2 separate regions of the Homo sapiens genome follow, and region 1 is linked to region 2. The links are chromatin loops, found by intact Hi-C in ENCODE. Cell type or tissue: IMR-90. All regions are shown on one strand. Each heading gives the region's core, and the rest is flanking DNA. Links, peaks and the distances in the headings are about the cores only. Region 1 overlaps EPB41 (erythrocyte membrane protein band 4.1). Region 2 overlaps MECR (mitochondrial trans-2-enoyl-CoA reductase).

What was found. A loop is a pair of places that touch in the nucleus more often than their neighbours do. Peaks named below come from ENCODE experiments on the same cell type or tissue, not always from the same donor. Only the 100,000 strongest peaks of a DNase experiment are listed, where the experiment ranks them.
Region 1: a loop joins it to region 2, with 4 times the contacts of the local background. A loop is called at or near these places in 3 of 110 quality-filtered maps.

Annotation. Positions count from the first base shown.
Region 1 is chr1:28,964,765-28,980,169 of GRCh38, forward strand. The region is part of intron 1 of EPB41 (erythrocyte membrane protein band 4.1); the gene reads left to right. Among named protein-coding and RNA genes, the nearest start is that of EPB41, 58 kb to the left of the region's middle. RefSeq lists enhancers at 729-1,259, 1,260-1,789 and a silencer at 12,519-12,719. In IMR-90, for the core only: no CTCF peak of the experiment used is centred there; DNase peaks (open chromatin) are centred at 7,897 and 9,327; H3K27ac peaks cover 709 bases.
Region 2 is chr1:29,197,185-29,212,589 of GRCh38, forward strand. It overlaps MECR (mitochondrial trans-2-enoyl-CoA reductase), which reads right to left. Exons shown (of 10, transcript NM_016011.5): 4 at 9,578-9,721; 5 at 5,947-6,049; 6 at 4,759-4,861; 7 at 3,332-3,405. Among named protein-coding and RNA genes, the nearest start is that of SRSF4, 23 kb to the left of the region's middle. RefSeq lists enhancers at 1,093-1,593, 12,035-12,536, 13,305-13,424 and a silencer at 5,848-5,937. In IMR-90, for the core only: a CTCF peak has its summit at 5,861 (motif pointing left); a DNase peak (open chromatin) is centred at 5,797; H3K27ac peaks cover 1,733 bases.

The DNA of each region.
Region 1 (15,405 bases), core at 3,734-11,733, 230 kb before region 2:
TTCTGTCATCCTATATTTTATACTCCAGCTATAGTGAACTTTGTGCTGCTTGCCATTCGGGTGCACATGCTTTTTCTAGATGCTTATCCAGTTGATCATGCCCTCTCCTCCTTTCGTCACCTAACTTAGTCCTACTTATCCTTTAAAGCTTAGCTCAGATTGTATATCAAAGGCCTTTTCTCTGACTCTGCTCTGCTTATTCTCTGCATATATTACTATATAATTGCTTGCTTTTGCCTGATTTTTAAAATAGACTGTGTACTCTTTGAGGGTAGAAGCCACATCTTATTTTTTTGCAACCTTGGCTCTTATCTTGGTGCCTAAAATATTATATGTTCAGTGAACATTTATGATGAATTCAGTAATTATTTAATTATTGCATGGGGTTTTTTGAATTAGTGAATAGGTTTTTAAATATTGCTTGTAGTTTTGGTAAAACTTTAATTATCATCTTCCTCAAAGGAGAAAAAAGAAAAATATTTAGTTGTTTAATTATGGGGAAAAAACCTTTTTTTGATCTTGTAATTCTCATAGGCCTCCAATGAGAATTTTATTTTATTGCTTTAATGTTTTCATAGAACCTAGTAACCCAGGAAAGCATTTTATAATTTTTTTTTTAGAACTTTTTTGAAACTGATTTCCTGTTGGGGTTTAGTATAGGGTATTATTACTTAAGAGAATAAGGTGTAAGTCTGGAGACTGTATCAAAGAGAAAGAAGATGAATGAATCAGGTATAGACACAGAATGAGGTAACAGGGTTTTTGAGTCTCTTGTTTGGCTCATGATCTTTTCAACACCATTGAAACACACACAACCTCATTTTTTTTTCAGAGCACATATAAATGAAGAATGACCTGGAGGTTAGGTGGGAATGGGTAGGACTGCCTCTCTCTGGACTCAGATTCCTGGGAGCTGACCCAGAACTGAATGCCCTTAGGGATTTCAAACTCATTACCATTTGTAGTGATGCACTTCACTCTGATCTCCTTTCAGTGTTACCTTTGTTAGAGACTACACTAGAAAGGAAAATACTTGGAATAAACTTTAGCGTTTTCAAAGTTTTGTACTGCCACATGGGATGACTATTAATTCCTTTTGGCTGGCACACAATAATTTAGCAAATTATTATTTTGTAAGCCGGGCGTGGTGGCTCATGCCTGTAACCCCAGCACTGTGGGAGGCTGAGACGGGTGGATCACCTGAGGTCAGGAGTTAGAAACCAGCCTGGCCAACATGACGAAACCTCATCTCTACTAAAAATACAAAAATTAGCCAGGCATGGTGGCGGGAGCCTGTAATTCCAGCTACTTGGGAGGCTGAGGCAGGAGAATCACTTGAACTTGGGAGCCGGAGGTTGCTGAGATGAGCTGAGATCGCGCCTTTGCATTCCAGCCTGGGCAACAAGAGTGAAACTCCGTCTCAAAAAAAAAAAAAGAAAAAATTATTTTGTAATTAAGTTACAGTTAGCATATCTACATCTGAAGTATCTTAGTACCTTGGATATGTAAGTAAGCATTTTGTATTCCTTCTTGGGTATATCTAGATTCTGTTGATTTCTTTACCCTTCACCAGATGACTCGTTCACATCTTTTATTATGAGGAAAGTAGTTTCTGGCCTTTGGACTTATCAAAATCAGTCTTTCTTTTGTTCATTTATTTGTTCAACTCATATTTTTTGGTGCAACATTCTGGGCAACAGGGATGAAACAATGAACAAAACAAGCACAATCCTTTGCTCCAATGGAGTTTACATTCTAGTGGGGGTAGACAAACAATAAACCAAATCAAGTAAAAACCATATAGTATGTCATTAAAGAGTAGTTAAGTGCTACAGAGAAAAATAAAGCAGGAGAATGAAGTGCAGCTGGGCCTCCAATTTTAGGTAGGGTGACCAAGGAAAGCCTCACTGGAGGTGGTATTTGAGTAAAAACCCAAAGGAAGCAGGCCTCGTGGCATCTGGGAGGTAGGTAGTCTTCCAGGCAGAAGAAACCACAAATCCTAAGGTCCTGGCAAATAGCATGCTTACCATGTTTAATAAACAACGAGGAGACCCAGGTGGCTGGAACAGGACAGGCAATTGCAAGGACTTTGCCCTTTATTCTGAATGGCAGGAAATGTCTTTGGAGGGTTTCTGGTCAGTGGATGATCTAACTGTACTTTTAGTAGGATCATGCTACCTCCTTTACTGATAACTAACTTCAGTTTTCAGTTCAGAAGCAGGTTATAAAGATAGATTCATATGAGAACCTTTTTTTTTTTTTTTTTTTTTTTGAGACGGAGTCTCACTCTGTCGCCCAGGCTGGAGTGCAGTGGCATGATCTCTACTCACTGCAAGCTCTGCCTCCAGGGTTCAAGCGATTCTCCTGCCTCAGCCTCCTGAGTAGCTGGGACTACAGGTGCCCGCCACCACACCCGGCTAAGTTTTTGTATTTTTAGTAGAGACGGGGTTTCACCATGTTAACCAGGATGGTCTCGATTTCCTGACCTCGTGATCCACCCGCCTTGGCCTCCCAAAGTGCTGGGATTACAGGCGTGAGCCACCACGCTCGGCCCTTTTATGATTTCAGTTCTTCAGGAAAATGTGTTTGGTTCCAGGTACCTCATTTAAAAGAAAGTTACTGATACTTTGGAATCTGTTTGGGAGAGGATGTCTAGAATGATGAGGAACTGGTAAACTATTTAATGTGAGGAACAGTTTAAGGATCTGGGGATATTTAACCTTTGGTAATTTTGCTTCTGACCCATGTTAACACTATTCTGTTTTTCTCTCAAGCTGTAGTATGAATTCGACCTTCCTTTCTTTCTCCCCCTTCATTTTCAGCAGTTTTCTATTTTTTAATTTTTAATTTTCATTTCTTGAGACAAGGTTTTACTCTGTTTCCGAGGCTGGAGTGCAGTGGCATGATCACAGCTGACTGCAACCTCCACCTCCTGGGCTTAAATGATCCTCCCACCTCAGCCTTCTAAGTAGATGGGATTACAGGTGTGAGCCACTGAACCCAGCCTTTTTTTTCTTTTAAGCTCCATTCTTTAATGGGCCTTGTCTTTTTTTTTTTTTTTTTTGAGTCTTCCTCTGTCGCCCAGGCTGGAGTGCAGTGGTGTGATCTCAGCTCACTGCAACCTCTGCCTCCCCGGTTCAAGTGATTTTCATTCCTCAACCTCCTGAATAGCTGGGATTACAGGCATGCACCGCCACGCCTGGCAAATTTTTGTATTTTTAGTAGAGACAGGTTTTTACCATGTTGGCCAGACTATTGGCCATTATTTTTGTAGATATTCCTTTGCAAGGCTGTTTTTAAAACTTCGTTTTTGGCCAGGCACGGTGGCTCACGCCTGTAATCCCAGCACTTTGGGAGGCTGAGGTGGACAGATCACGAGGTCAAGAGATCGACACCATCCTGGCCAACATGGTGAAACCCTGTCTCTACTAAAAATGCAAAAATTACCTGGGTGTGGTGGCACTCCTTTAGTCCCAGCTACTCGGGAGGCTGAGGCAGGAGAATCTCTTGAACCCGGGAGGTGGAGGTTGCAGTGAGCCGAGATCACACCACTGCACTCCAGCCTAGCGATAGAGCAAGACTCCATCTCAAAACAAACAAACAAACAAACAAACAAAACTCTGTTTTTGTACATATGTCCTTATAATATCCCCACTCTTCATGACTGTCTTTAATCATTTCCTCATGTTTTTCTAAAAATTTATGATTGTATAGAGAAAATTCCACTGCCATATTTCCTCATGTTTTTCTAAAAATTTATGATTGTATAGAGAATATTCCACTGCCATATTCCCAGGGCTTAGAAAAGAACCTGACACTTAATATAAAACTGTGAAATGTATTAGGTTGATGCAAAAGTAATTGCAGTTTTTGCCGTTACTTTCAATGGCAAAAACTGCAATTATAAAACTAAATGAGGCCGGGCGCAGTGGCTCACACCTATAATCCCAGCGCTTTGGGAGGCCGAGACGGGTGGATCACCTGACGCCAGAAGTTCGAGACCAGCCTGGCCAACATGGTGAGACCCCCGTCTCTACTAAAAATACAAAATTTAGCTGTGCATGGTGGTGCGCACCTGTAATGCCAGCTACTTAGGAGGCTGAGACGTGACAATCACTTGAACCTGGGAGGCAGAAGTTACAGTGAGCTGAGATCGCACCACTGGACTCCAGCCTGGGGGATAAAGTGATACTCTGCCTCCAAAACCCCCCACCCCCCAAAAAAAAAACACAAACTAAATGAACTTCGCTTTCTAGAATTGCCTTATCCTAACAAGTTCTATATTCTTATAGAATCTTTGGACATGCAATCATGCCGTACTTTTTTTTTTTTTTTTTTAAGACAGAGTCTTGCCCTGTCACCCAAGCTGCGGTGCAGTGGCACAGTCTCAGCTCACTGCAACCTCCACCTCCTCGGTTCAAGTGATTCTTGTGCCTCAGTCTCTCCAGTAGCTGGGATTACAGGCACCCACCACCATGCCTGGTTAATTTTTGTATTTTTAATAGAGACAGGGTCTCACCATGTTGACCAGGCTAGTCTCGAACTCCTGACCTCAAGTGATCCACCTGCCTTGGCCTCCCAAAGCGTTGGGATTACAGGCATGAGCCACCACGCCCAGCCCATGTCTTACTTTTCTTTAAATGTTTTTAGAATTTATTTGTAGTAAGCTTACGTGTTTGACTGTGACCTCTTTTCTCAGCATAAAAACTGTGTGAAATTAGCCGGGCGCAGTGGCTCACGCCTGTAATCCCAGCACTTTAGGAGGCCGAGGCGGGTGGATCACGAGGTCAGGAGATCGTGACCATCCTGGCTAACACGGTGAAACCCCGTCTGTACTAAAAATACAAAAAATTGGCCGGTCGCAGTGGCTCAAGCCTGTAATCCCAGCACTTTGGTAGGCTGAGGCGGGCGGATCACGAGGTCACAAGATTGAGACCATCCTGGCTAACACGGTGAAACTCCGTCTCTACTAAAAAAATACAAAAAATTAGCCGGGCGTGGCGGTGGGCACCTGTAGTCCCAGCTACTCGGGAGGCTGAGGCAGGAGAATGGCGTGAACCTGGGAGGCAGAGCTTGCAGTGAGCCAAGATCGTGCCGCTGTACTCCAGCCTGGGCGACAGAGCGAGACTCTGTCTCAAAAAACAAACAAACAAACAAAAAACAAAACTGTGTGAAATTATTATTCTCTGCTAAAGTTTCTGATATGTTCACATCACCAAAAAATTATTGTTTACTGCTCAGAATTCAGTCCCATAGTAGAGGCTTTTCTGGGAGAGAAAACTGTCATCAAGCTTAGTCAATAATTTTATTGAATACTTTCAGCAAATAGCGGATTATTTGAAATATTCAAACTGGTACTAAATCTTGTCTCTGTGCCAGTATTATATTTTCTGGTGGCCTGTAGTATATTTTTCATACTTAACAATGGTAAGAGACAACTGCTGCATCTATTCCAATTTCCAGAGTATCTGCTAAAACAATCCATGATCCAGTTCATGTTTGTGATTCCCACTTGTATTCTTACTAGATGATATTTGATAGTTAATTTACTGTAGTTTTCTGGTTAAAGTGAAATTTACTAAAATAGTCTTATGGTATTTGAGTTTCAAAATTTTAAAGTAAATATTGTTAGATTGAGTTGGCTCTAAGAAACTAAAAATAAGAGAGTAAGGAAAGTTCCATACTCTTAACTAAAACCCCTTTGTAGCTAGAAATCTTCAGGCTTTGTTTATATTTACCTTGAAATTTTTAAGGCTAGTAAGCATTTTATGTGTGGTTCTCCTTCCTTTCAGTTACATTTTCAGGCTAAATTATTCCATTGTTTTATGTTTTCCGGGAGAGTTTATATGGATACAACACCTTATATAAATAATGGCATTAAAGACTTTTAATCTCAACTTGGAAAGAAAGAGAATAGTCATGGTGTGATTGATCTGAAGGTCACTTACCTTATAGCCTCAACTAGACACAATATAATGGAAACTTTAGGCTTATGTGGTACTTGAAGAGCTAGAAGTGATTTCATAAAATCCATGCATTGAAGTTGTCCAGTAATGTGAAGCATTAGTCTTACTCTTCCTTAGCATTTACTCTCTTTTTTTGGAGATGGAGTCTTGCTCTGTCGCCCAGGCTGAGTGCAAAGGTGCGATCTCGGCTCACTGCAGCCTCCACCTCCCAGGTTCAGACGATTCTCCTGTCTCAGCCTCCTGAGTAGCTGGGATTACAGGCGCGTGCCACTACGCCCAGCTAATTTTTGTATTTTCAGTAGAGAGAGGGTTTCACCATGTTGGCCAGGTTGGTCTTGAACTCTTGACCTCATGTGATCTGCCTGCCTTGGCCTCCCAAAGTGCTGGAATTACAGGCATGAGCCACCACACCCGGCCGCATTTAATCTTTTTTTTTTCTTTCTTTCTTTCTTTTTTTTTTTTTTTTTTTTTTTGGGACAGTGTCCCTCTGTCGCCCAGGCTGGAGTGCAGTGGCGCGATCTTGGCTCACTGCAACCTCTGCCTCCCAGGTTCAAGTGATTCTTCTGCCTCAGCCTCCCAAGTAGCTGGGATTACAAGCGCCTGCCACCATGCCTGGCTAATTTTTGTATTTTTAGTAGAGACTGGGTTTCACCATGTTGACCAGGCTCATCTTGAACTCCTGACCTCAAGTGATCCACCTGGCTTCGGCTTCTCAAAGTGCTGGGATTACAGGCATGAGCCACCGCGCCCGGTTGCATTTACTCTTTAAACAAAATTTTAACACACTTGGCTATCTGGTTTCTGAATCAATGTAGATTAGCCAATAACAGATTAGAAGAAGAGACATTGGAAGATGCTTGTTGGCAGGCCACTTTGACATCAGCAAGAAATGTGAGTTAACTCTTCAAATGAGCAAATAGGAAACCTAATAAAGGCAGATACAAAAAATAAAAAAGCACAGTATTCAGATATCTTTCTGAAAGAGCTAATCATCACTATAGACTTCAGTAGCCTATGAGGACATTAGCACTGCGTAGTAATTCAGGTTCATAATGATGACTAAATCAATAACGACTCAATTATGGTCTATAGATTTAAAAAATGAAACAAGGAAGCATATAATCCATTTCATAAAGATTTCCATCTAGAATGGCTAAAATAATACACTTTGACACTTTTTTTTCTTTTGAGACAGGGTCTCATTCTGTCACCCAGTCTGGAGTGCAGCGATCACAGCTCACTACAGTCTCGACCTCCGCGCTCAGCTGATCCTCCCACCTCAGGCTCACCACCCCATACCCACCCCTACCCTGCCCCCGTAGCTGGGACTACAGGTGCACGCTACCATGCCCAGCTAATTTTTTGTATCCTTTGTAGAGATAAGGTTTCACCATGTTGTCTAGACCAGACTGATCTTGAACTCCTAGGCTCAAGTGATCTGCCTGCTTAGGCTTCCCAAAGTGTGCTAGGATTACAGGCTTGAGCCACCAAACCCAGCCCACTTTGACACTTAAAAGAAATAAAACTCAATTCGGTGGAGATGAATTTTTTTTGTTTCACATTGTCCTCATTGATGCTCAGTAATCATTGATCCAGTAGTGTATTTTCTGGGAGGGCCTGGGCCCAGGTGGTACACTTTTAGACTATATCCAGACATCTTTTAAGTATATGCCTGAATTCTCTAGAGAAGTAAAGAATGTGTTTTCATCTTCTTAGAAGAAGATGAGTAAGAGTTTGTTTATTTAAAAATATCTTTGAATGAGTTGATTCAGCGGTATTAGTCACCATAGAAATGACTTAAATTAAAAACCAAGTTTTTGAAAACAGCATGATCATGCTCAGTGACATTCCTGATTCACTCAGTATGGCAAGCAGTTTTTTTTTTTTTAGACAGAGTCTTGCTCTGTTGCCCAGGCTGGAGTGCAGTAGTGTGATCATGATTCACCGCAGCCTCCAACTCCTGGGCTCAGGCAGTTCTCCCACCTCACGTTCCTGTGGAGCTGGGACTACAGGCTCATGAAACTATGCTTGGCTAATTTTTTTTTTTTCCTTTAGTAGAGACATGGTCTCACTATGCTGCCCAGGCTGGTTTCAAACTCCTGGGCTCAAGCAATCCTCCCACCTTGGACTCCCAAAGGGCTGAGATTACAGGTGTGAGCCACTGCAAGGCTTCATAAAGAGTAATTTAACATTCAAATAATTTCAAGAGGATAGAGGAAGAATTCTGAAGAAACTCTTTTGTAAATTTTAAATTACCATTTTCATCCAAAGACCACATTGGTGATTATCCTATTCTAGAGGTGCTAATTAGTGTACTTAAATTGAGTTAGAAAGGAAAGATACTTTCCTGTGGTTTTGGGGGATTGATTTTTATCAGGAAAGAAGCTGTTTTCTAGCATAGTTTTGAAACCTTCATACTTGAACATATTTTCTTTCTGTCTGAAAGAATGTCACTAGTTTCTGTCCTCTGACTAGGGAAGTAAAAGGGCCTATTATCCTTTACTTTTGCTTTTACCCCCTTATTCTCCTAATCCAAATGGTGACTCTTGAGTTTATAATATAGCCCTTCTCTGGTGTCCTTGGGGATATTGGGGGTGGGGGAGAAATAATATAGCCTTTAAAAAATAATCCATTGTATAACTATTCTAATGTCCCTTTTGTTTATTTTTATTTTTCAGAGACAGGGTCTTGCTCTGTCAACCAGGCTGGAGTGCAGTGGTGCAGTCATAGCTCACTGGAGCCTCAAATTCCTGGGCTCAAGCAATTCTTCTGCCTCAGCCTCCCAGATAGCTATGACTACAGGCATGCACCACCATGCCCGGCTACTTTTTTTATTTTTATTTTTTTAGAAACAGGATCTTGCTGTGTTGCCCAGGCTGGTTTGGAACTCCTAGTCTCAAGAGATACTCCTGTTTTGGTCTCCCAGAGTGTTGGAATTATAGCTGTGAGCCACTGTGCCCAACCCCATTTGTTTTCTTTCTTCCTTCCTATTTGTAAAATCTTAGCATTGGTAAGGACCTGAGAATTCAGTTAATGTAAGGACCCACGTACTAGAAGAATCCTCTCTCTGGCATCTACAACAGATGGGCATTCAGCTTGAGTGAATATTTTTGATGATAATCTCACTCTTCCCAAGCAGCTCATTTAATTATTAGCAATTTCTTCCTTTTACTTTATTTAGATGAAAACTATGTCTTTGTAATTTCTGTGGGCTAATGAATTCTGCCCTTAGGAGTCACATGAAATTCAGCAGCTCTTGAAATTTGTTAGAGCAGCAATCATTTTCCTGCTTTGAATTCTCTTTTTCTAGGCTAAAGGTCCCAATATCATTCAGTTATTTGTTTTATGACGTGGTTTCAAATTGCATCATTATCTTCTAGCTCTGACAGATTTTTTCTCTCTAAAATAGATTGCTCAGAACCGAATGTAAGATTTAAGATGCAATATAAATACTGAGAACTGAGGGGCTGTTACTGTCCACAGTCTTCTGGATAGAGAATCAAATCCAGGAGGTCAGAGACTAAGTTTGTCTTTCTTACTAGAGTAGCCCCACTACTTAGCATAGGAATGCTCTGGTCACTATAAGTCTAGAAATGCAGATAAAGATTGTAAGCTGTTTTAGAATTTCATTTCTGTTGGGGCATGTTCTGTCAAGGACTTAAGATCCTTTTTAGTGTGTGAACTATTGTCAAATTGGGTAACCTCCAAGGGTAGAGGTTAGTGAGGTAGGCAAAATTCAAATCATTCTAGTATGTAATTTAAGTGAGAAGTGAAGAAGACTCATACAAACATAAAAGCAGTAGAGAAGCTGAAAAATAGACTGGTTCTAAATATATTTTGGCGGTAGAGTGTATACGATGAACAGATGGATTTGATTAGGAAGGGAAATGGAGAAGGCTAAGAGAAGGACAGCACTTAGGATTCTGCTTTGAGATACTGGATGGTATGATTGAGCCACTTATGGGAACAGGAAAAACAGAATTAAGAATTTAATTTTGGACATGTTTTATTGAGATACTTGCAAGATATTAATCTCTCTTCTCTATTTCAGTTTTTCAGTTTTGTTTTTGTTTTTTTTTTTTGAGATGGAGTCTTGCTCTGTCGCCCAGGCTGGAGTGCCGTGGCGTGATCTTGGCTCACTGCAACCTCCGCCTCCCGGGTTCAAGAGATTCTCCTGCCTCAGCCTCCAAAGTAGCTGGGATTACAGGCATGCGCCACCACCCCTGGCTAATTTTGTATTTTTAGTAGAGATGGGGTTTCTCCATGTTGGTCAGGCTGGTCTCAAACTCCTGACCTCAGGTGATCACCTGCCTCAGCCTCCCAAAGTGCTGGGATTACAGGCATGAGCCACCGTGCCTGGCCAATTTTTTTTTGTATTTTTAGTAGAGATGGGGTTTTACCATGTTGGTCAGGCTGGTCTCAAACTCCTGACCTCAGGTAATCCACCCACCTCAGGCTCCCAAAGTGCTGGAATTACAGGCGTGAGTTACCGTGCCCGGCCTTATTTTGGTTCTATTACCATTTACCAAAGTGGGCTAAAGGAGGTATATTATAAAAATGCCTTTAGGATCTGATATGCAACTGCCTGGATTAATAAGAAGTGTGCTAGTGAGAATATGCTAGAGAAACTAAGGGCAGCAGGAGTTCTTAAACCTTGGTTGCAAGGCTTTTCAAGTTTCTCTGCTCAGTATTGATTTCAGCTTCCCTAGGGATTCCCATTGTGAATATTCACTGATAACCTGAATTTACCCAGTCATTTGTTGAATTTCCCTCTGTCTCTAGCCTCTTCTGCCTCCACTTTATCTACTTCCTTACTTAAAAGCTTTCAGTGGCTCTCAGGAATCAAGTCCCAACAATTTAGCATGATATTCAAGTCATTTCATAATGTGTCTTTGCCTGTCTCTTCCTGTCTCATTCTACACGTACACTCTGGAAAGAGTAAAAGAAGAAATATGTGGCCAGGCGCGGTGGCTCACGCCTGTAATCCCAGCACTTTGGGAGGCCGAGATGGGTGGATCACGAGGTCAGGAGCTCGAGAACATCCTGGCTAACACGGTGAAACCCCGTCTCTAATAAAAATACAAAAAATTAGCCGGGCATGGTGGCGGGCTGAGGCAGGAGAATGGCGTGAACCCGGGAGGCGGAGCTTGCAGTGAGCTGAGATCCCGCCACTGCACTCCAGCCTGGGTGACAGAGTGAGACTCCATCTCAAAAAAAAAAAAAAAAAAAAAGAAAGAAAGAAAGAAATATGTACATGGGCGGGGAACTTGAAACTGGTAGAAATAGAGGTGGTCTTAGCCAGATTGAATAGTCTGTGCATAACTTCTCAACAGATAGGGGTTTAGTTAACAGAGAAGCATCTCTGAGGTAGAAGCATCTGAAGTACTGTGTTTTACAGAGACAGATACTAGCCTGATAATTTACAACAGAATTATCACCATGTTTAATGGTTTCATTAATGCATGACTCCATGATCTGAAGCAAATTTTTTAACCACCCAGAGTTTATTTTCTGGGAAATGAGAATGTCTACCTTGTAGAGTGGTTTAAGGCATGTAGAATAATGTGTGGCATTTAGGTATTCAATACATGCTAGCTGCTATTATTATTGTTACTGTTGGAATCTAATTTTTTTATTTTTGAGAGATAGGGTTTCACTTTGTCACCCATGCTGGAGTGTAATGGCAGGATCATGACTCACTGTAGCCTTGACCTCTGAGGCTCAAGTGATCCTCCTACCTCAGACTCCCAAGTAGCTGGGATTACAGGGGCATGTCACCATACTTGGCTAATTTTTTATTTTTTGCAGAGACGAGGCCTTTCTATGTTGCCTAGGATGGACTCAAACTCCTGGGCTCAAGCTATCCTCCTGCCTTGGCCTCCCAAAGTGCTGGGATTACAGGTGTAAGCCACCGTGCCTGGCCATGGAATTTTAAACGGTAGCTCTTTTCTAACCGTATCTCCCCCTGCTGCCCTGTTGTAGCCCTATTCAGCTAGTCTGGAATTCTTACTAGTTTCTTTGGATTTACAATGTTCTTAATAATACTGGTTCTGCGTGGAATTCCCTTTGCCCATTGCACTTCAAGTCTCTTTCTATTGACATCTATACTCCTCCCTCAAAGCATTATTTATTTATTTTTTGAGATGGAGTCTTACTCTTTTGCCCAGGTTGGAGTGCAGTGGTGGGATCTTGGCTCAGTGCAACCTCTGCCTCCTGGGTTCAAGCCATTCTCCTGCCTCAGCCTCCCAAGTAGCTAGGATTATAAGTGTGCACCACCATGTGCAGCTAATTGTTGTATTTTTAGTACAGACAGAGTTTCACCATGTTGGCCAAGCTGGTCACAAATTCCTGACCTCAGTTGATCTGCCTGCCTTGGCCTCCCAAAGTGCTGGGATTACAGGTGTGAGCCACTGTGCCCAGTGGTTTTTTATTTTTTTTCTTCTCAGTGAGCTAATTTGAAGAGTAATACCTAGAATTAAATCATCAAACTTCATCCCTAAATGGTGATTATAAAGGAAATTTTATTAATGCTGCCAAACTGCAATGTTTTTGTGAAGTTTTCAACTCAAGAAGCATTAATGGAGCACTGACTCAATGTTACAGAGATGTAAAAAAAAATGAAAGATAACCATTCAGTCTTTTCAGTCTGTTCAGTATGTTTTTCTTTTTTTTTTTTTTTTTAAAGGTTTGATTTGTCTGAAATTAACAGATGCACACTTTTAAAACAAGTATATCTTTGATACCAGATGGGGTGTAATTCATAGGGTTTTGAGGATTAGGATTGAGATGGAACGGTAACTCGTCACTTTTTCTTCAGTGTTGTGTAGATTCTTTGTTTGTTTGTTTGTTTAAATCAAAAGACCTCTTTCTGACATTAAGTAAATGGATACCTCCTTTTGGATTTTATATCCAGAATGAAAATAGTGTCATTTACATAGGAAGAGCTTGTTTGTAGAGCATTTATCCTGTTTTTGCTGCTTGACTTCTTTATATCTTTTCCTCTGTACCCGTCCTATCATTTGTAACACGAGGAACATGACTGCATGGCATTTGTCTGGAAGAACATGACTGCATGGCATTTGTCTAGAGAAGTATATTTGAGCTTTTAGTAAGTGATCCATAGGGTTTTTTTTTCTTTTTGCTATTTATTTATTTGTTTAATTCATATTAACCTCAGAGCTAACTGAAAGTATCAGTGAGCTTTATCAGTTTCATTTTATATTCTCTTTTTTTTTTTAAGAACATAGATGCAAACTCTCCTTAATCATTCATTTTTATGTTTTTTCTTGTATAGACTGAGTTGTAGCATCTTTGCTGGATACTGCATTGTTTGAATTCCTGATTGTTTTCTAGCATTTAATGTATGGTATTAACTGAAGTTGGTTTCAGTAGAATTCTTTTGCCTTTCTACCTCTGTGCCTGTTCCTTAATTATGTTTTCATTTATTCTTATGTTCGGCTTGTTTTTTACATATGTCCCATTATGTGGCAAAATGTCTCAATTCTGTACTCATAGATGTTATCCTCTAACTCTTCATATGTCTTAATTGGGTTTGGATCATAATCCCAAAAGACACAATCCTAAACACCATAATCCGAAATGTTAAAATCCTGAAAGATCAAAATCCCTGAATCCTAAATCCCTGAAGTCTAAAATCCCTAATGTCTACAATCCCCAAAATCACAATCACAGGGTAGTTGCTTCATGTTAGGCAGAACTATTACTTTGTTGTGTTTATTTGGAAATTAAATATGGTTTAAGGAGATGCATATAGATGCCAAGTGGACAAGGGGTAGACTTATAGACTTAATTTTGGAGATGTCAGTTTGACTGGATTAAGGAATACCTAGAAACCTGGTAAAATATTCTTTGGGGTATGTCTGTGAGGATGTTTCCAGAGGAGATTAGTGTGTAAGTCTTGTGGATTAGGTGGGGAAGATCTGCCCTCATTTTTGGTGGGTATCATTAAATTGGCTGGGGGGCCCGGAAAGAACAAATAGAGAAGACACGTGTCTCTGACAGCTGGGACAGACTTCTTCTGCTGTGTTGGGCATCAGAACTATAGGCTTCTCAGCCTTTGGACTCAAGGACTTATACCAGTAGCCCCTCCAGGTCTTGAGGATGAGAGTTATACCATCAACTTTTCTGGTTCTGAGGCCTTTAGTCTTGGACTGAGCTATGCCACTGGCATCCTAGAGTCTCCAGCTTGCACACAGCCTGTTGTGGGACTTCTCAGCCACCACAATCATGTGAGCCAATTCCCCTAGTAAATCCTCTGTCATGTATCTATATACATATCCTATTGGTTCTGTCACTCTGGAGAACCCTGACTAATACAGATTTGATATTAGAGAAGCTGAATGTCATTCCTTTTACTTGCAACACAATGAAATATCTGTGAAATTGTTTCCTCACAGAAAGGCTGTGATAAGTTAAGTGTATGAGGCTACTTAGTGGTGAAAGATAAAAGTTTAAAAGCTAATTATTATTGCTGCTGTGAAAGCAGAGTATTGCTTAACTGCAATGGCCAAGCAATACCAAAACTTTCCAATGGACCACATATACTTACAAAATTTGTAGACCACAACCACTCTCCAAATACAAGTGCGGTGAGTGTTTTGAAGACCATACAAGAATTGAAAATGCATGCGAAAAATACAAGAGATCTCCCCTGCCAAATTATATTCAATTGTGTACGACTACTGCCCCTTCACACATGCCCCTTCATACTTGCCTTTAAAAAACACCCTTCATTACAGAATAAAAAGAATTTGACAAGCTCGGTGACCTTCTGAACCAAATACACTTGTCGATATTGAGGTTCCTCCACTGTTGCAAAACATGTTAAATGGTGAACTATTCTTGATTAGGGATTTGACTGTCAAAGAGGATAGACTTCTTATATTTACCACTAAATCTAATATAGCAAAACTAGCACATGCTTCACTTTGGCTAATGGATGGTACTTTTGAAACTGTCCTCACTTTTTTTTTTTTTAATCACTTGTATACAATTCATGCCCCCATTGAATCTGAAAATTCTAGAACTAATCTACTAGTTTATGTATTAGTGACTGGAAAAAGTGAAACACCTTATAAATGTTTATTTGAAGATTTGGCAGACTTGGCAGAAGAAAATGGATTTTGATTGAATCCCCGAACCATAATGACAGATTTGGAATGAGGTGCAATCAAGGCTTCTAAAAGTGAATTTCAAAATGTTATGAATAAACTTTGTTCCATTCAACCCCAATGCATTTGGCAGAAAATTCAGATGAATGGATTGGCCACACAATACAGCAAGGATGAAAGTTTCAGTTTAAAAGTGCATTGTGGCAGGTTCACATTATCCCAGCACTTTGGTAGGCCAAGACGGGAAGATCACTTGAGCCTAGGAGTTCGAGACCAGCCTGGCAAAACATGGTGAAACCCCATCTGTC
Region 2 (15,405 bases), core at 891-8,890:
AGAAACATGCTCTCCCCAGATGAGCTCGAGGCCTGAGTTCAGCCTTGGCTCTGCTCTCACTTACAGGTGTCCGACCTAGGGTGATGCAGTGAAAATGGCCCAGACCTCATCTCTTCATCTGCCAGTGCTCATTCTAAGAATCAACGTGAGGAAACAGCTCTACAGATAAGGAATGATGTGGACGGTGCAGGGAACAATGACAAGCATCTTCTCACTGCAGGAGGTGCCTTCTCAGTACCTGCTGTCTGACACCCACACCCCCATGTCAGCTGACATACAGGATTGAGGCTAACATAATTTTTAAGTGAATAAGCCTGGAGTTCACTTGACTTAACCTATGTTCACCTCCCCACTCCCTGGCTCTTCTAGGAGTCTGTTGATTAAGGATGACCTCAGGCACATTTGGGGACAACACAAGGTAGACTTTCAAAACTACCAAATGGAAGGAGCTGCTGTCCTAGGGCAGGTACTTCTGTCCCTGAGGCTGCTGGGTAGTTTGGTCTTAAGTGCCCCTTGACTGCCACCTGCTGTAGAAAGTAGCTCCTGGGAGCCAAGCCCTCTCTCTTCTGTATCCCTGCTGCACTTCATCTAATCAGACTAGCTGACACTTACCAGGCTTCTACTATGTGCCAGGCACAGTTCTAAGCATTTTGCATGCACTGCCTCAGGGAATCCTCGTAACAACCTTGTTTTAGAGATGAGAAAGCTGAAGTCCATCCGTCATTTGTACAGCAATTTGTATATCGCCCAGTGTCCTTTAGACCAGCGGTCCCTAACCTTGTTGGCACCAGGACCGGTTTCATGGAAGACAATTTTTCCATGGACTGGAGTGGGGGAGATGGTTTTGGGATGAAACTGTTCCGCCTCAGATTCTCAGGCATTAGATTCTCATAAGGAGCATGGGACCTAGATCCCTTCCCTGCGTGCTTCACAATAGGGTTCACATGCCCATGAGAATCGAATGCTGCCACTGATCTGTCAGGAGGCGGAGCTCAGGTGGCCATGCTCGCTCACCCACCGCTCACCTCCTGCTGCGTGACCTGGTTCCTAACAGGCCACGAACTGGTACTGGTCTGCGGCCTGGGGGCTGGGGACCCGTGTTAGACCACCCTTCAGAGGCAGAGGGTTTATATAACCCCCATTTTACAGATGAAGAGACGGAGGCCTGGATTGTTTTTCACGTATTGCCTAACTTTCCACAGGCCCACAGCTAGTAAGTCACAGAGCAGGGGCTTGAACCCAGCCATTCTGGCTCCAGTGCCTACACCCGTAACAACGCTTCCCCCTGCAATGACATTGGGATTGAGGTCTGCCGCAGGGGTTGTCTGTCAGGTATAGGGCTGAAGCGGTGTGCTCAAATGTGGGGTCAAGCCTGGCTCTCCTGCTGCCTAGACTTTGGGACAGGTACTTGACCTCTTTGGGCCTTGTTTTTTTTTGTTTGTTTGTTTTTGAGACACACTGTTTCTCTGAAGCCCAGGCTGGAGTGCAATGGCACGATCTTGGCTCACTGCAACCTCTACCTCCTGGGTTCAAGCAATTCTCCTGCCTTAGCCTCCCAAGTAGCTGGGATTACAGGCACCCACGACCATGCCTGGCTAATTTTTGTATTTTTAGTAGAGACGAGGTTTCACCATGTTGGCCAGGATGGTCTCGAATTTTTGACCTCAGGTGATCCACTTGCCTCGGCCTCCCAAAGTGCTAGGTTTACAGGCATGAGCCACTGCGCCCGGCCTGGGCCTCATTGTTTAAAAGTATAAAACAGAGGTTAGAACTGCACCCCCTGTCTAGGTGGTTGTGGGAAGGGTAAGTCAAGCGCTGCACACAGTCTGGTGCATGGTGAATACTCACCACAGTGCTCTGGCCACGTGACTCACCTGCTCATCAAGCCTGTGAATTCTCAGAGGGCACATCAGTGTCGCAGCCCTCTCTGTACCTGGTAGCTAGTAAGTGCTCAGCAAGTATGCGCTAGCTGAATCCGTACTATTGAGGGGGTTCCTGCTTTAATTAGGAAGTGTCTTTTTACACACACTCTAGCTCAAGAAGCTTTTATTTTTATTTTTTGAGACGGAGTCTCCCTCTGTCGCCCAGGCTGGAGTGCAGTGGCGCAATCTCGGCCCACCGCAAGCTCTGCCTCCGGGGTTCACGCCATTCTCCTGCCTCAGACTCCTGAGCAGCTGGGACTACAGGTGCCCGCCACCACACCTGGCTAATTTTTTGTATTTTTAGTAGACACGGGGTTTCACCGTGTTAGCCAGGATGGTCTCGATCTCCTGATCTCGTGATCTGCCCGCCTCAGCCTCCCAAAGTGCTGGGATTATAGGCTTGAGCCACTGCGCCCGGCCTAGAAGCTTATATTAAGGGAAAGAAGAATGGAAGGACATGCATTAATATTGTCAACAGGGCTTATCCCCCTTGGTAGTGGGGTGATAGGTAACTTTTTTTTTTCTTTTTTGAGATGGAATCTCCCTTTGTCACCCAGGCTGGAGTAGAGTGGTGTGATCTCGGCTCACTGCAACCTCCACCTCCTGGATTCAAATGATTCTCGTGACTCAGCCTCCCAAGTAGCTGGGATTACAGGTGCCTGCCACCACACCTGGCTAGTCTTTTTGTATTTTTAGTAGAGATGGAGTTTTGCCATGTTGGCCAGGCTGGTCTTAAACTCCTGGCCTCAAGTGATCTGCCTGTCTTGTTGGGATTACAAGCATGAACCACTATGCCTGGCCAGGTAACTTAAAAAAAAAATTAATTTTTTTTTTTGTAGTGATGGGGTCTCACTATGTTACCCAGGCTGGTCTCGAACTCCTGGCCTCAAGTGATGCTTCCTCCTTGGCCTCCCAAATTACTGGGATTATAGGCATGAGCCACAGTGCCCAGCCAACAGGAAACTTTTATGCTTAAGTTTTCCTTTGCACTTTTACATGTTTTCAAAATGTTTTGTAATAAGCATAATGTTACCTTTAAAATTAGAATCTATTTTAAAAGCTAATACAAATTTTGAAAGGTTAAATAAGTTAGGACTAAGTGACTTTTTCAGACATCCCTAGGTTATAAATCCTTGACTATTCCTCTATGGCAGGCAGCTTAGCAGTCTACTTCTGGGGTCCCTTGGAAAAATAAAGCTGGATAGGCCAAAATTTTGGTCATCTGCAAAGGGGAAGGCTGAGAAACCAGTGCCCAAATAGCTGGATGACTTTGGTCCTAGTTTCCACTCAACATTGTGCTGACCTGGACTTGGCTCGAACTGGCGATGGGACTCAGTCACTTGATGGTCCTCCCAGCTAAAGACCTGGAGAGCTCTGGCGAGCTGGACCTGCAGGCCCAAGGGACTTACGCTAACTGCCGCAGCAGCTCTGTGGAGCTTTTCCCACCAACACAGTTGAGAGCAAGCCGTGGCTGGGGCATGTCCTGGAAAACAACAAAAGTGCAGTGAGGGAGCATCCCCGCTCTACATATGGGGTCTGAAGCTTGCCCAAGTGCTGTGTTAAAAGGAGGGAGTAAATGAGATGTTTATGCCTTTGTTTGCGTGCACGTACTTATGTATATGTGTGTGTGTTTATGCCTTTGAACTCACCTTTTTCTCTGCTTAGGAAGTGTCTTTTCTTTCTTTTTTCTTTTTCTTTCTAAGACAGGGTCTCGCTCTGTTACCCAGGCTGGAGTGCAGTGGTGCAATCATGGCTCACTGCTACCTTACCCTCCTGGGCTCAAGCAATCCTCCCACCTCAGCCTCCCAAGTAGCTGGGACTGCAGATGAGTATCATGATGACCAGATAATTAAAAAAAAATGTTTTTTTGTAGAGACAGAGGTCTCACTATGTTGCTCAGGCTAGTCTCAAACTCTCAGACTCAAGCAATCCGCCTGCCTTGGCCTCCCGAAGTGCTGGGATTACAGGCATGAGTCACCTCATCCAGCCAAGAAGGGCCTTTTCTGTAGCAACTTAATCCTGTTGTCCATTTTAGGACCTGGCAGAACTCATCTTCTCTGGGAAAGAATAGGCAAAGGGCATCTGCATGCAGTTTGGTGGGTTTCAGCTCCCTGTGTGCCCCCCTTTTCAGTTCTTTGACTCAGCTGATATTATATATGCTGATCTACTGCTTCAGAAATGTTCGCAAGAAGCGCATGCTCTTGAGTGTGTGTCTTTGGTTCCTCCAGATGGTTCAGTGAAAAGGGGCTGAGGGTCTGGTCACTTACTAGGCATGTTGTGGGGTGGAGGTTCTGGAAGGTTAAGAGGCTTTGAGTTCGGAGAGACTGAGGCCAGCTCTGACTCTCTGGAGCCCTTATAAACTATATGATTTTGGTTAAGCATTTCCTCTTTTCTGAGTCTTAGTTTCCTAATCTGTAAAACAGATAACAGTTCCTTTGAAAAGCTTTTGTGGAAATCATCAGATAAAATGTAAGGCAGGTGGTTGGGAAAGGTTACTTCTTTTCTTTCTCTTTCTGTGTCTCTGTTTCCTCAGGTCCTCTCCTGCCAGTTCTAAGAGTCACACATGTGGGCTGATGCGGCCCACCACAAACGTTTAAACTGCAAGTCATACTGGGTTTCCTAAACTCTGTTTCTCATGCCTCCCTCCCAGCATCTGGGCACTTAATGCGTGCTGCCTGCCGCCTGGCTAGGGGGAATGGGCTTTAACCAACCAAGAGGCAAAGGGAGGTTTCCAGAGAGGAACAATGGGGCCAGTCCCCAGTTTCTCTAATGCATGTCAACTTTCTTCAGGGAGATGTGCGTGGACTGGAGGGGCAATGTCCCTCTTCCTAGGTACCTTAAAGAAGTTTTTCATTTCGGGCCTTCTTAGCTCCTCTTCTGTGATGACATGCTCAGCCCCCAGACTCTTCAGTCTGTCACTCAGCTTCTGGATATCAGGTCTGGAAACCAAACATAGGTCCCTGGTCACATCTGCCAGCTTTTTCCACCAAAGCCCCCCAGGACCTCTCTGCCACAGCTGGGAGAACCCGTGCTTCTTTTTGCAGGAAGCTGGGATTAGGTTTAAGCCAGGCTTGAGCAGGGACCAGCCACCTAATTTCATGCAGCTTCAATAGCTCTTGGCTGTCTCCTCACTGGCAACAGAGTGAGACTGGGTGGTTTTCACAGGCCCTGACAGCTCAATAGTGTTAGAAGCCATCTGTGCCCAGGGAGAAGTCACTTAACTTCCTGATTTCTTCTACTGAAAGGACAAACTCCACTTCCCCCCTCTTTTCAAGTGGTTCTTCAGAGTGTTGGACATACACAGTCTAGACCAGGAGTGGCTCTGGGTCTCTTTGGTTAAGGCAAATGGAATTATTTTTGCGAGTACAACTGAGGAACTGAAGCTGGTGTCGATTATACTAAGAGTGGGCTTCCATGACAGCCACAGCCACATTCATGGACAGTGAGGCCTAGAGAAACTGGACGATATGATGGAAAGAGAGTAAGTGAGGAAACCGAGTCTATTACTGACTTGCTGTGTCTTCCAGGGCAAGCTGCTCCCTGAAACTTCAGTTTCCTCATCTGTAAAAGACAGATGACAAACCTGCCCCTGTCTCCTTCACGTCTGTATTTAGCGCACTTCCAAGTACCACACAAAAGCAAGGGTAAAGGGGCCTTGGGTTAGACAGTTCACAGAAAGAATAATACAGCTCAAATCATTCCCAAATATCAACTGGGGTTTTGAAAACATGAGGTTATCACAAGCCAAGAGTCTCAGAAAGTCTTAGCTATTCAGTAAGGGCAGTCTCCACCTCCTTCCTGCCCTCTCTTTACATGTCAGATTCACTCATCCTATCGCCAAAAGCCAGCTGGACTTCATTTCTTAGGACTGACTCATCTGTTTCAGCCGCCAACTGTTAGCGATGCCTAAAGCCAGTTTATGCTTATGCAAGGGCGCCCTCTGGTGGACAACTGGGCACCGCAGGGATGGGAGGTGGGAAAGACCCAAGACATGGTCTGGGATGAAGCCTCCTTCCCCACGCACCTGTCTCGGACCACATTGATGGTTCTTAGGCCCAGGGCTGCGGCGATCTGGATGACTGCTTGCCCCACTCCGCTGTTGGATGCATTCTGGATGACAGAATCCCCTGTGGAGCCAGGAAGAGAACCAAATCAAGCCCTGTATAGATCTGCAATAGGTCAAAGGCTCCCAGCCGGGGATCCTTCTGTAGGCAAGGGAGTCCTCAGGCTCAACAGGGACCCAGGACCTGGCTGCTGAGTCTTCTCAGACCTTCCACTGTTTCTCACTGTTCTCCTAATGCCTCCTAAACTTCCACAACACTCACGATGCCTCCCAGGACTTGGCAACTCAGCATCTACACTGGATATAATTTAGACCCTGCCCTGCTATGTAAAATATTTTATAGCCTTCGTCATCCTCCCAACTTTTATGTCCTCAAGTCTTTACTTAGGTTATTTCCTTGGTTTGCAATGTTTCCCTCCTTCTCTCTTCCTTCCTATTGAAATCCTGTAGATCCTTTGAAGCGCAGCTCAAGTGCAGCCTTCATGAAGCCTTCCTGGATTGTTCCCTCTATGTGCTCCCACAGTGCTCTGTGGGCATCTGTATTAATGCACATACCACGGTCTGCCCCATCTTACACTTCATTGTATATAGGTCCATTTCTATCAACAGCTTGCAGCTTCTTGAGAGGGAAGGGTCATGCCCTATTCCTCTCTGCAGTGTTTAATAAAGGTGCACTGCCTTGAAATGGGATTACAGCTGCGCTGGAGAAACTGGCAGCCCCTGAAACAGGGTCCTACAGTTCTGTGGCAAAGCCCAGGTTTAGCTTTGGACCTGGCCATTGGGGAAGGCGGTGTGACATGCTGGGAAAAATGTGGGCTCTGGAATGAGACAGATCTGGGCATGAGTCTCAGTTTCACCAATGATTGTAACTAAACAGACAGGGCAAGTCATGACCTCTGTGAACTTCAGTTTCCTTCCCTTAAAATATAATCCCAGCTACTAGGGAGGCTGAGGCAGGAGAATCGCTTGAACCCGGGAGGTGGAGGTTGCAGTGAGCTGAGATCGCGCCACTGTACTCCAGCCTGGGTGACAGAGCGAGACTCCCTCTATTAAAAAAAAAAAGTGCCCCCGATTAGAGTCAAATGCATCGTGTCCGGGAAAGTGCTTTGTTGAATTTGAAATGCTATCTGGTTTTTGAGAGGCAGCAGGGATCTGTCACACAACGGGCTGAAACTAGAGATAGAGGACTTCCTGGAAGAAGAATGCCCACTCGTCTTCACCAGGGGTCAACGTACAGGTTGTCACCCACCAGTGGATTATGAATCAATCTAGTTGGTTGCAAGCACCTTTTTTTTTTAAAGTTAAAATTGAGAAGAGAATAAAAAATAACAGAGTATGTCACACATAGTAAGGGTATTTCACGAAACTTTGGTTTCCATTATATATATATTCCTATTTGTATAAACTGATCACAATATAAAATGTAATTCTTACCATGTGTCAAGATCCTAAGTTTATTCAACAGTGATCTAGTTCAGGCCATATCAGCCTTGAGGCAGGAAAGTGGAGAGGTGTGCAGTGGGTACTTAGGGTGGGCAGCGTCGAAATGCCTAGATCTGTTACTACAGCTGCAGCCTAAATGGGAGGTGGCTTTAGGGCATGGGATGCAAGCAAACAAAGTGTCTGCTGCACTAGGACTCCAGCAAAGGTCCCTGGTCACAGCCACTGGCTTTCTCCACCAAAGGCTCCCAGGAACCATCTGCCATAGTTGCAAGAAACCTATATTTCTCTTGTGGGAACTGGCATCGGCTTTCAGCCAGGCCTTGGACAGTGGCTGGGCACCATGTTTCATCACACTCCAACAACTGTGGGCCTCAGTTTCTTCGCTGGTATGAGAGGTGGCTTGGGTGAGTTCTACAGCCACTGCGGCTCACGGATGTGCATGGATGTGCATGGTGTGCAGAGGCAGCCCAGGAGGTTAATGCCCTTAGGGCGACCCTTAAACAATGGGGTGTGAGAATTAGTGGAAAACTGGCCCAGCCTCTCATCATTCAAGGGTTAGTTTTTGTTTTGTTTTGTTTTGTTTTGTTTTTGAGATGGTGTCTTGCTCTGTTGCCCAGGCTGGAGTGCGGTGGTGCAATCTTGGCTCACTGCAACTTCCGCCTCCCGGGTTCAAGCGATTCTCCTGCCTCAGCCTCCTGAGTAGCTGGGGTCACAGGCGCTGCCACCACGCCGGGCTAATTTTTGTATTTTTAGTAGAGACGGGTTTTCACCATGTTGGCCAGGCTGGTCTCAAACCCCTGACCTCAAGTGATCTGCCAGCTTCAGCCTCCCAAAGTGCTGGGATTACAGGCATGAGACACCATGCCTGGCCTTAAGGGTTAATTCTGCAGTGGGTTCTGAGAGTCTTCAGAGGGCCCCAGCAAGACTGAGCAGGCCGGCTGGGGGTGGGTGGCTCGCGCCTGTAATCCCAGCACTTTGGGAGGCTGAGGTGGGCGGATCACAAGGTCAGGAGTTAGAGACCAGCCTGGCCAATATGGTGAAACCCCATTTCTACTAAAAATACAAAAATTAGCCAGGCATGGTGGCAGGCACCTGTAGTCTCAGCTACCTGGGAGGCTGAGGCAGGAGAATCCCTTGAACCCGAGAGGTGGAGGTTGCAGTGAGCCCACGCCACTGCACTCAAGCCGGGGCGACAGAGCACGACTGTCTCAAAAAAACAGCCGGAGCAGTAGTTGCCCGCAGCAGTAACCGGGCTTCATGGGCTTTGCCTCCATCTCTGTCTCACTCTCCCCACTCCCCTTCATTTCTTCTTCCCAAACAAACTCTCTGCACCCAGTGCTGGTCTTAGGCTCTGCTTTCAGAGAAACCCAAATAAAAACACTTGGCTCTGTCATTTACTCCCTGGCTGATCTCATGCAAATAGTTTACCTTTCTGGACCTCAGTTTTCCCATTTATGAAAGGGAAGAAGAATATAAGCAGCGGACAGTCTCTGCACTGTATGCCCAGCACTGTGTGAAGTATTATGCTGTAGTGTTTCACCCTCCACGTTCTTTATTCTCCATTTTACAGAAGAAAAATCTGATGATTTGAGAGGCAAATTCACAGTCAGGGAAAGGTGAAGCCTGGGGTCAGACCCAGGTTATCTGCCCAGAGCTTGAGCTCTTAACCAATGATGGTACCAACCTTACTGCAATGCTGTGAAGATTTCATGCACTCAACGGGGATAATGCCTGTCAACGCACTTCTGTGAACTGGAAAGTGCTATGTAAACGCTGAGTGGAATTATTAACACTAAGTTCAGCATTTTATTGAAAACATAGGGACTGTGTCTATCTTGTCTGCCTTTGTATCCCAGAGCTTAGCCCCAGCTCAACACATTTTTGCTGAATGACAGAATTCAATCCCAAGCTCTAGAGAATGTGACCCTGCAGCAGTTTTCGAGAGTGTACTCCTCATGAGGTTTCAGCATGTTTCCTAGGAACCAAGCTAACATCTTTCTAAGTGAAAGCAACAACATTCACCCAGGTGAGAGGTCCATCACCCCCTCAAAACCTCCACCTTGCAAGTTCTCCTGGCCTTGGGGTCAGGATGTGAGTGGCACCCTAGTTGCGAGACCCTGGCCTGCTCCCCCAACCTGTGGGTTCCTACCTGGCTGCAGTTGCTCGAAGTCCATCAACATCCTGTAGGCTGTGCAGGGATTGACACCCAGGGTGGCAGCGCTCTGAAGAGGGATGTCACTCGGAACTTGGATCAGTGCTTCCTCGCTGAACACAGCCTCGGTCCGCCAGGTTCCTGAGTCAGAAGATGAAGCCAGGATCATAAGGAAGGAGCCCTGTGCACATTCAACCCCAGCTCACCCTCCTTGGCCAAGAAGCATCCAGGATAGTGGGTAGCATCCACTGGAAGCATCCAGGATAGCATCCAGGATGTTTAGAAAAAGAAGAAAATCTGGACGTTCCTCTGAATGTCTGAGTCCTCATGATAATTATGCACAATAGATTGTTATTCTTTTTAATTTTTTTTTTGGAGACAGAGTCTTGCTCTGTAGCCCAGGCTGGAGTGCAATGGCGCGATCTTGGCTCACTGCAACTTCCGCCTCCTGGGTTCGTGATTCTTATGCTGCAGCCCCCTGAGTAGCTGGGATTACAGGCATGCACTACCATACATGGCTAATTTATTTATTTTTAGTAGAGACAGGGTTTTGCCTTGTTGGTCAGGCTGGTCTTGAACTCCCGGTCTCAGGTGATTCGCCTGCATCGGCTTCCCAAAGTGCTGGGATTACACACATGAGCCACTGTGCCTGGCCCAAAATAGACAGTCATTCTTATCTTAAACATGTAGTAAAAATGGGGTGTGGTGGCTCATGCCTATAATCTCAGCACTTTGGGAGGCAAGGTGGGAGGACTGCTTGAGGCCAGGAGCTCAAGACCAGCCTGGGCAACATAGTGAGACCTTGTCTCTACAGAAAAAAAAAAAAAAAAAATTAGCTGGGCATAATGCCCTGCAGTCCCGGCTTCTCATGAGGCTGAAGTGGGAAGATTGCTTGAGCCCAGTAATTTAAGGACACAGTGAGCTATGATTGTGTGACTGCACTCCAGCCTCGGTGACACAGCAAGAACCTGTCTCAAAAAAACCCAAAAAACAAAAAACAAACCAAAACAAAATATGCCAAATACCATTGTAAGGGCGATTCAGAGAGGCTGCTTCTCTGAGTTACCATTAGATTTAGTTAATGTCACCGTGCAGGTAGTTAATGACCTCAAACTGCTGCAATCTAAGGGTAAGACAGTAGTAACATTACCACCAGGGCAGGAGAAGCTGAGAAAGCCCCCTTTTTCCTACACAGTCCTCATTCTTCTCATCCAGAGCAGGTTGACTCACATGTTTTTTTTTTTTAAGATGAAGTCTTGCTCTTGTCTCCCAGGCTGGAGTGCAATGGCATGATCTCGGCTCACTGCAACCTCTGCCTCCTGGGTTCAAGCGATTCACCTGCCTCAGCCTCCCGAATAGCTGGGATTACAGGCACCTGCCACCACGCCCGGCTAATTTTTGTATTTTTAGTAGAGATGGGTTTCACCATGTTGGCCAGGCTGGTCTCGAACTCCTGACCACAGCTGATCCGCCCGCCTCGGCCTCCCAGAGTGCTGGGATTACAGGCGTGAGCCACTGCGCCCGGCCTGACTCAGGTAGTTTTAGGCAACAAAGCATAAAAGTAGAAGTCAAGAGCACAGATGCCAAACCTGGTTTTGCTATTCTGCTAGTTTGAGAAAATTCCTGTCACTGAGTTTTAGTTACTCTAATGTGTAAATAGCACAGGCAAGAACAGCCTGACTCGCCTCCTCCAGGAGCTACTGTAGAAATCAAATGAGATAAGGAAATGAAAAATTCTATAAGCTTGAAAGAAATGAGCATCAACTCCCAGCCCACATTCCAGTTCCAGACAAAAGAATTCTAGAATGTCAGTACTGAGAAGGCCCTTATCGAACATCGACTTTGAACCCCTCATGCAACAGGGGAGGAAATGAGGAAGTGACTTGCCCAGAGCCCCCTGGCTTATCTAGGCAGAGTTGGAGCTGGAACCTGGGTATCTGGGCTGCCTTCCTTCCATCTACAGATATTTATCTTGCACCCAGGCACTTGAACAATACAGACAGTTTCCTTAGTTTCATTCTAGTGGAGTCGAACAGGTGAAAAAAAGCAGATATGATAATGATAAATTATAAAGAGACAGGAACATCAAGAGAATTACTTTAGATGGGAGTCAAGGATACTTCTCTGAGGAGGTGACAGGCTAAGAGTGAAAGGATAGAGGTGCTACCGTCTCAGAGCACACAAAGAACATCTTAGGTAGGGCATGCAGCAGATGCAGAGATGCTGTAGCAGGACAAAGGACTGGGATGGGATGATGCTGCACCGCAGGGTGGAGAGTGATGGGAAGAGTGGCTTGAGACATGGCTGGCCTGGCTGATGCAGCAGGGGCCGGGCAGGTGATATTAGACTTTCAGAATTCTGACCCACAGTAACCATGAGTTCCACTGTGAATTCGTACATATACATACATGAATGTACGTGTAACACAAGCCTGTGTTTCACAGAATACTTACCCTTACTATGTGTGATACTCTGCTATTTTTCATTCTTTTCTGCTCAACTTTAATTTTAAAAAGTGCTATTTGCAACTCACTAGATTGATTTCTCGAATGGGTCACAACCTGTGGTATGAGAACATGACCTCAGCACTGTGGTATGGAGAACTGATCTTGTTTTAGTGAATGAGTGAGTGGGAAGCCTGTAACAAGCTTTAAGAGGAGACTGAGATGATCCGATGTATGCTTTAAGATCACTTTATTGCTGGGTGAAGACTGTGGAGTGGGGAGGGGCAGCGTGGAAGCCAGAGGTCTTTGTGGGGGTCGAGGTATGAGATGATGGCTGCCTAGTCTGGGACTTTGGCAGTGGGGATGAGGAACAGAAGATGGATTTGAGTTCTATTTTAAAGACAGAATCAATAGGATTTGGTGAGGACTGCGTGAGGGGTCTGCACTCACACAGGCAGGATCTTGTATGAAGAAGGGGTGAAGAGGGTAGGCTTTGGAGTCAGAGAGACTCCAGCCTTGGTTCCACAGTGTCCTCACTGTGTCACCTTAGGGAAATTGCTTGGAGCCTTGTTGGCTCAGCATCTGGTCACAGTGGCAGCTCGGGGCCCTTGGCCTATGCTTCCAAAGCTCTTGGGCATGCCTGCTCACTATCCAGTTGCTGGGATTCTAATGGTGTCCTGGTCCTATGTGGGTCAGCTGTGGGAAGCAGGGGGCAGCCTGGGTAATCACTAACTGTGCTATAGGAAACGGGGATGTCAATGTGGGCTTTAGGGACCAAGAACTGGGGACAGGAGGCAGGAACACTTTTTTTTTTTTTTTTGAGATGGAGTCTTGCTTTGTCGCTCAGGCTGGAGTGCAGTGGCACGATCTCAGCTCACTGCAAGCTCTGCCTCCAAGGCTCCCGCCATTCTCCTGCCTCAGCCTCCCAAGTAGCTGGGACTACACGTGCCCGCCACCACACCCGGCTAATTTTTTTGTATTTTTTAGTAGAGATGGGGTTTCACTGTGTTAGCCAGGATGGTCTCGATCTCCTGACCTCGTGATCCGCCCATCTTGGCCTCCCAAAGTGCTGGGATTATAGGCATGAGTCACTGTACCCGGCCCAGGAACACTTTTTATAGAAGGCTGTGTCAATCCTAGAGTAGGTCTATGGCTGAGAAAATAAGAGACTGAAAAGGCGAGGATTCCTCTGTAATCCAGGAAGTGCCCCAGCATCCTGTGGGCTTCCCCCGGACTGGCCTTCAAATCATCGTTCCCATTCATCTCAGCTAACACTTACTGTACTCTACCGTGCACCAAATGCTTAGTGCAGGGCTTTCTATGTATGAAATCCAGGGCATTTTCTAATTCCCCTTATGGCACGACAATGGAAATCCAACCCTTGATATGGATTTCTGGGGCTTAGCAGTCCCTAATCCTCTTCTCAAGAGACTCTGGGTGGGAGGGAGGCAGCACCCGTGGTCAGAGACAAGGGCTTTCAGGGTTTCAAGTAGAACTCTTAGGCTTGAAGTTGGAGAGACCTGCTTAAAAACCCTGGCTCTACCACTCACTAGTGTGTGACTTTGAATGATCACTTCACCTTTTTTGAGTTTCCATTTCCCTAATCTGTGAAATGCAGAGAGTAACACTTATGTCATAGTGTGAAGATTAAACTAAAGACATTTGTACAGAGACTATCACTATGCCTAGTACACAGTGGGTGTATAACACACATTGTTTTCCTTTAATGATGCTAATTCCCAGACTTTAGCTCTGAGGATTCCCAATTCCTCAGTCATATGCAACTGACCCTTAACCATCTCCATTGTTGAACTTGGGGGTCAGCAAACTGTGGCCTGTGGGCTAAATCTGCCTCACCACTTGTTTTTGTAAATAAAGGGTTTTTTTTTTTTTTGTTTTGAGACAAGAGTCTTACTCTGTTGCCCAGGTTGGAGTGTGGCTTACTGCAACTTCTGCTTCCTGGTCTCGAGCTATCCTTCCATGTCAGCCTCCCCAGTGGCTGGGACTACAGGTGTACGCTGCCACACTTCGCTAATTTTTTGTAGAGATGGACTTTCACCAAGTTGCCCAGGCCATTCTTGAACTCTTGGACTCAAGCGATCTGCCCGCCTTGGCCTCCCATGCTGGGATTACAGGCATGAGCCACCATGCCTGGTCCTGTAAATAAAGTTTTATTGGAACACAGCCATGTTCACTCAATTGTTTATATATTGCCTGTGGCTGTTTACGATAGTAGAGTTGGGTAGTCACAAAGATGATATAGCCTACGAAGCCTAAAATATTTACTATTTGGCCCTTTAAGATAAAAATTTGCCAACTCCTGATCTAATGCATACAGAAATTTGGCATTTGCAAAGATCATTGCATATATTCTCAGTTGAGTACTGCTGAGACATGCTAGGCAGTGACAATTAGTCCCATTTTCGAGATGAAAAAACTGAGGCTCAAAGTAGCTGTGACTTAAATTAGGTCATACAGCGGAGCTGGAAAGAGAACTTGCCCCCTGATTCCAAAGCCAGTGCACTTTCTACGGCTCTGTGCTTCCTCAGGAAGGTTTTGCATATTTCCCAAGGAGAAAGTCAGTTGGCAAAGATCTATCCACACCATCTGGTCTGGTCTCCCCTGGGATTGGCTGCACGTGGGAAAAGGCTGGCTATGGGCTTAGCAACAGCTAGGCAGCTCAGAACCATGAAAAATGACCAAGCTGTGGCCAACTAAGAACTTACCTGTTTAATAGTTGCCACTCTTACTAAATGGCAGTCTTCACGAGAAGAAAGACCATGTCTGTTCACTGCTGTGTCCTCAAGCCCAGCATGCTGCAGATGCTCACAAAATGTTTACTGAATACACTGAGTTAATTGCAGTCCTCACAATTATAAAATCCTCATCCTCTCTGGCTGGCACCTTGCTTAAAAGACTCACCTGCTGGCCAGGCGCAGTGGCTCAATGCCTGTAATCCCAACATTTTGGGAGGCCGAGGCGGGCAGATCACCTGAGGTCAGGAGTTCAAGACCAGCCTGGCCAACAAGACGAAACCCCATCTCTACTAAAAGTACAAAAATTAGCCAGGTGTAGTGGTGGGCGCCTGTAGTCCCAGCTACTCGGGAGGCTGAGGCAGGAGAATTGCTTGAACCCATGAGGTGGAGGTTGCAGGTTGCAGTGAGCCAAGATTGCACCAGCCTGGGCAACAGAGCGAGACTCTGTCTCAAAAGATAAACAAAACAAAACAAAAGAATCACCTTTTCTCCAGGGAAGAATCCCTGTTCTGGGTACCCCCACCACCACATGTACAATTACCCATACACCTGGCAGACATCCTTTATTGTTCTCTTCTCCAAACTGAAAGTATTGCCAAGTCCTGTTACTTTAGCCCTTGACTCC